Regions from separate parts of the Homo sapiens genome. Here region 1 is linked to region 2. The links are chromatin loops, found by intact Hi-C in ENCODE. Cell type or tissue: IMR-90. All regions are shown on one strand. Links, peaks and the distances in the headings refer to the core of each region. The heading gives the core; the rest is flanking DNA. Region 1 has its middle 9.0 kb from the start of LINC02710. Region 2 overlaps LOC105376661 (a long non-coding RNA gene).

Region 1 (2,914 bases), core at 142-2,641, 73 kb after region 2:
AGACCAATTAGGAGAATGTTATACTAGCGCAGGAAAGAGATGACATAGGCAGTGCCAGGGAAGGTGGGTTTAAGACATTTAAGATTTAAAAGATATTTCTAAGAAAGATCAGGTTGGATTTGTGACTGATTCAAAACTGCCAGGGAGGAAGTGAGGGGTGTCAAGATTCACTCCGAAGTATCTGGCTTTGGAGATAGATTGGGGGGTGATAGCATTCACCAAGACAGGGAAACCCGAAGGAGAACAGGTTTGGAAGGAAAATAAAGCTTCCTATTTGCAACATGTTACTGCGGGTGCCTTCCAGAGTTCCAGGTGAAGACGTCAAAATATCCATTAACAACGTGAGTCTGAAGCTTGGCAGAGAAGATGGCACTGGGGATAAAAGTTTGGGAATGGCTGGGCATGGTGGCTCACACCTGTAATCCCAGCCTAGGGAGACCCAGGCGGCCAGATCACTGGAGGTCAGGAATTCGAGACCAGCCTAGCCAACATGGTGAAACCCTGTCTCTACTTAAATATAAAAATTAGCTGCGCATGGTGGTACACCCCTGTAATCCCAGCTACTCAGGAAGCTGAGGCAGGAGAATTGCTTGAGCCCAAGAGGCGGAGTTTGCATTGAGCCGAGATTGCACCATTGCACTCCAGCCTGAGTGACAGAGCCAGACTCCGTCTCAAAAAAAAAAAAAAAAAAAGGTTGGGAATGGTCTCTGTAAAGGATGATGAATGAGAGGGGATGAGGAATTAACTCAGGGGAAAGCAGCATTTGGAAGGCAGAAAGAAGAGTGAGTGAAGAAGAAAGAATTGTTCAGTAAGCAGGGGGTAACCCACAGATACTGGTACCAAAATGCCAGGGGGATAAGGAGATTCAGGGAGGGAGAAGAGTCAACAACGTGAAAATCTTTCACTGCTGCAGAAGTCAAGGAGGGCAAAGACCGAGAAACATCCCACAGAAAGTCCCTAGGAGAGGAAACCAGGGAAAGGCTGAAAAGGAGCAGAGGGAGGAAGCTAAATCCAAGGGTTTATTTTAGAGTGACCTTGCAGGCAAATGGGGGGTGTTGGGAAGGTGCAAAAGAGGACACTGGCCTCAATGGTGAGTCATTCTCTTTCCGTTTTTCTCTTGCCTTTCATGGTGCCAAGAGCTAGTCAGTGACTCTATTCCTCACCACTCACCCGACTTGCACAAGTGGTGAAACTGAAAGTTGGGTAAGAGGATGGAGGCTCAGCCTTGACCCTAGGACTGGAGACCTGTTTCTTAGGCATGGTTCTGCTGTAATCACAAATACCTAATGGAGGCTGGACCTCTGATCTCTTTACTTATAAGATGGAGGGGAGGGTGTGGAAAGTGTTGCCTGAAGCTAGCTGTGGTTTGGTGTTTGTCTACACCCACGGTGTCACATGGCTGCAGTAAAGTGAGAAAAATAAGGCCGAGGTAATGTGTGTTTCATGAATGAAGTTAAATGTATGCAATTTAAAAGACCGTCCTTTATCCTGAGATTATGTTTTTCTTGGTTTGATTCTCCCTCTAGCATCTGTTTTTTCTTTTTTTTTTCTTCCAACTTTTATTTCAGGTTCAGAGGGTACATGTGCAGGTTTGTTACATGGTAAACTGCATGTTATGGAGGTTTGCTGCACAAATGATTTTGTCACCTAGGTAGTGAGCATAGTACCCAAGAGGTAGTTCTTCTATCCTCACCCACCTCTCTCCCTCCTCCCCCTAGTAGTCCCCACTGTCTATTGTCCCCCTCTTTGTGACCATGTGTTCCTCAATATTTAGCTCTCACTTGTAAGTGAGAACGTGTGATATTTGGTTTTCTGTTCCTGCAGTAATTCACTTAGGATAATGGCCTCCAGCTGCATCTATGTTGCTGCAAAGGACATGGCTTCATCTTTTTTATGGCTGCATAGTATTTCATGGTACTTATGTTTCCTGTTTCATAGATGGGAAGTGGCCCTTTCTTTTGTGAAATGAAGGTAGATGGTAGCTGAGTATCACCCCATGTTTTCTCTCCATATCTTTATGTAGTGAGTAAGAAGTTGGTAACTCGATTGGCTCCCCGGTCAGTTTGGGAAAGTTACTGATGTATTAACTGCAAAAATGTGGGAATGAGTGGCCTAGATGTTTTTTCAGGACCCTCTCCTCTAAAATCCTAAACTCCCAGACCACTGAAGATAGTTCTCAGAAGGAAAATATAGTGACAGAGCTCAGCCAGTGTGGGGTGAAGTGGGCACTGTTGATCCACCACACCCTGCACCCCCACCACACACAATGCCTTTGAGTTTGGGCCTCTGCTGCAGGGTGGTGAGCTCCTGGCCTCCCCTTTGTCCCTCAGTCCCCCATGTGCTTTGCGGGTCTGGCCACCTAGGGCCCAAGCTTCTGTCACTGCTGCTCCTGCCCAGGGGCCAAATGCTCCTGGCTTTCTGTCCCAGCTCAATACAAGGTTCCTGCAGACAGTAGGTGCTCAGTATCTACTGAATAAGTAAATCAATGAATTCCCATTTTACCTATGAGAAAACTGACTCACCCCCTCCTTAAACTCCTTGAAGACAGGGATATGTACTCCCAGGGTCGACCATGAGTCCTGGTGCGTGCTCAGGGGATAGTTAAAATCTGTTATTTTGCTAACATCACTTGGCTAACACGTGGCAGAAATTAAATTTGAATCTAAATCCTCTAACTCCAGTCCACTGCTGTCTCTCCCCACTGTCACCACAGAATGGTAGGACATCCATCATCAGGAGAGGTGAGATTTGGGAGCAGGACAACCTTTCTAGGCCCCTCTAAATCAAACTCAGCAGCACAAGCATGAGCCAGGTCTTCCCTCCAGCAGCGATTTTATTCTTGTTCACACTGGCAGATAAAGAGGGGTAAATGTGAGCTGTCTACATGAGGTGCAGTTTTTACACTTCATCTTTA
Region 2 (2,914 bases), core at 292-2,791:
TTTCACCACGTTGGCCAGGCTGGTCTCAATCTCCCCACCTCGTGATCCGACCACCTCGGCCTCCCAAAGTGCTGGGATTACAGGAGTGAGCCACTGCTCCCGGCCAGCATTCTACTTTATTTAAGGCTCACTCTAGGCACCTTGGGAACCACAGAGAAATGAGATCATAAGCATAACCAGCTACTACTGTTCCAGTTTACCAGGGAGCAGAGTCAGCCAAGAAACCACTTGGGGACAAATTCCTCATCTCACCTTCTTTCCCTCACCTCTGAAGCTAGTTTTAAGACAAACGCACCCTAGGAGACACTTTGAAGGATGAAGGAGGATCCCAAAGCTCCGTGACATCCTCCAGCTCCAGGAAGATGACTCCATCTCGCGGTAAGGCAGCCGGGACTGCCCTTGTCTGAACCTATGTCCTTGAGGCTCAGCCAAACCTCTCCTTCTGTGGCAGAGGGATGTTTAGGTGACATTCTTCTCCCTGCCACTCAGCATCTTTTAAACAATCTTCCTCCACCTTGGGAGAATATGCATGAACTCACTGCAGTCTGGGACCACGGAAGCTGAAAATTGTCTTTCTCCCTGGGAGGGGAATTGGTCACAAAGGGAAAAACCGACCTCCCCTGAAAAATAAGAATCTGGGGCCAGGCGCGGTGGCTCACACCTGTAATCCCAGCACTTTGGGAGGCCGAGGCGGGCGGATCACCTGAGGTCAGGAGTTCAGGACTAGCTTAGCCAACATGGTGAAACCCCATCTCTACTAAAAATACAAACTTAGCCAGGCATGGTGGCACATGCCTGTAATCCCAGCTACTCAGGAGGCTGAGGCAGGAGAATCGCTTGAACTCAGGAGGCAGAGGTTTCAGTGAGCCGAAATCGCACCACTGCATTCCAGCCTGGGCAACAGAACAAGACTTCGTCTCCATAAAAAAAGAATCTGGGATGACTGCAGGTTCTTTCAGGCAAAGTTCTTTTGCTTGCCATGGTAGAAATCCACGTCAAGTGGAATTAGTGAAGGAGGGACCTCGTTGGAAGTATATCAGGTACGTTGCAGGGCAGGGGCAGTTGGCTCAGAAGGACCGGGTACCAAACCCTGGAAGATGGACTCCCCAGGAATCCTCAGAAGCAGCAACACCCCACGTTTGGCTGCTGTCAGCTGCACTTAAGTTTCCTCAGCCTGCTCGCCCCAGCCTCGGGGGCCTGTGGTGGGAGGGGAGGAGGTTGGCACAGCCCCTTGGCTCTGCAGCACACTGCCTGTAGTGCACCATGAATTAATATTTTTAATAAATCCTGTAATTATCTTGTGAACAGAACATTTTTGTGGCACTGTGTTTTTCGGTGTTAAAAGCATTAATTTATTCAATATAAACATTAAAACTATACCGTCGTTTTTGTAACCTTGTTTCTTTATTTCTTCATGGAAAGTGGGCTCTAAGGCCCCAACTAAGAGGTGCGCTTGGCTTTGTGTAGCCACCCCAAGTGGCCAGCCAGACTGCGGCCAGCTTTCAGACCCGGGTTGGAATGTCTAGGAGTGACACTCTGACTTGCTCAGCTTAGGAGGAGGTTCACCCAGCACAGCTAACTGTTAGACCGCAAGCTCCCTTTTCCACGCAAGGGAAAAGGAGTCATTATGAGCTCGGCAGACACCCACAATGTGTCTACAAGATTATCCTCTTTCTGGACTCACCCTGTACAGAATCTCAAATACACAGGTCTCCAACAAGCTGAGCAGAGGACTCCCAGGACTATGGAATCTCAGGGGAGCTCACCTTGCAGCTAAACTTTCCTAAGTGTGTACGACCCTGCTTCCTCCCAATTCTTGTCTCTCTAGTACATCGCTGTTTTCTCTTGATCCTGAAATTTTTTTATTTGTAATGTTCTGTTTTATCATATGTTTTGCGTTCCCTCAAGTCCTTTGTGGCAGGACAAAAGACCGAAAAGTTGAATAAATATCGGGTTTGTACTTAATGTCATCAAATCAACACACATGTTGTAGGCGTCTCAGGAGCCTAGCCAACCTCCAAAAGGGCTTGGTCCAAGTTAGACTTAATTTGTCCTTCCTCCTTCCCTCCCTCCCTTCCTTCTTCTCTCCCTCTTTCCCTCCCTCCCTCCCTCCTTTCTTCCCTCCTCCCCTCCCTCGATTTCTCTTTGCTTCCTTTTTTTTGTTTTCTATGAGTAACTTTTTTTGTGGAAGCAATACAAATATCTTTAAAAACCTTTTTTAAACACTGAAGTATGACCAATAAAATAAAAACGATTCAAATTCCCACCACATCCCCCCTAAGAGGTAATTACTATTAATATTTTGGTCTACAACTTTCTAGATAATTTTCAAGAAAATTAGCCTCACAGTGAAAATAACTGTATCACTAACTTATATCCTATTTTTTAACTTGGCAGTACGTTATGTTTCTTTGCACATCATTGCATTTTCTTCTGGAAACATTTTATTTTCTAAACCGGAATCAAATTTGTTTTTCTGATATATAAAATATTTAACCAATACAGAGAAATAAAGAGTCCCTCATAATCCCACTTCCTAAAAATAGTCACTATTAATTTTTAAAATCCTTCAAGTTTTTATGTATGTGTAAACATGCATTTCTATAGACAGACTCCTAACACATTGTTGGATAGTGTTTGGTAAACTGCTTTTTCCTTCTTAACACTAGATCATGAGTATCTTCCCACATCAATACATAGAATGCATCATCGGGCCGGGCGCGGTGGCTCATGCCTGTAATCCCAGCACTTTGAGAGGCCGAGGTGGGCGGATCACCTGAGGTCAGGAGTTTGAGACCAACCTGGCCAACATGGTGAAACCCTGTCTCTACTAAAAATACAAAAATTAGCTGGGCATGGTGGCATGCACCTGTAATCGTAGCTACCCAGGAGGGCGAGGCAGGAGAATCACTGG

The links. A loop is a pair of places that touch in the nucleus more often than their neighbours do. Peaks named below come from ENCODE experiments on the same cell type or tissue, not always from the same donor. Only the 100,000 strongest peaks of a DNase experiment are listed, where the experiment ranks them.
Region 1: it touches region 2 in a loop (2.9-fold over the local background); 6 of 110 quality-filtered maps call a loop at or near these places.

What each region holds. Positions count from the first base shown.
Region 1 is chr11:46,209,169-46,212,082 of GRCh38, forward strand. No RefSeq gene overlaps it. Among named protein-coding and RNA genes, the nearest start is that of LINC02710, 9.0 kb to the right of the region's middle. In IMR-90, for the core only: no CTCF peak of the experiment used is centred there; a DNase peak (open chromatin) is centred at 1,153; H3K27me3 peaks cover 351 bases.
Region 2 is chr11:46,135,869-46,138,782 of GRCh38, forward strand. LOC105376661 (a long non-coding RNA gene) reads left to right here. Exons shown (of 3, transcript XR_931252.4): 3 at 1-1,310. Among named protein-coding and RNA genes, the nearest start is that of PHF21A, 16 kb to the left of the region's middle. In IMR-90, for the core only: no CTCF peak of the experiment used is centred there; no DNase peak of the experiment used is centred there; H3K27me3 peaks cover 1,331 bases.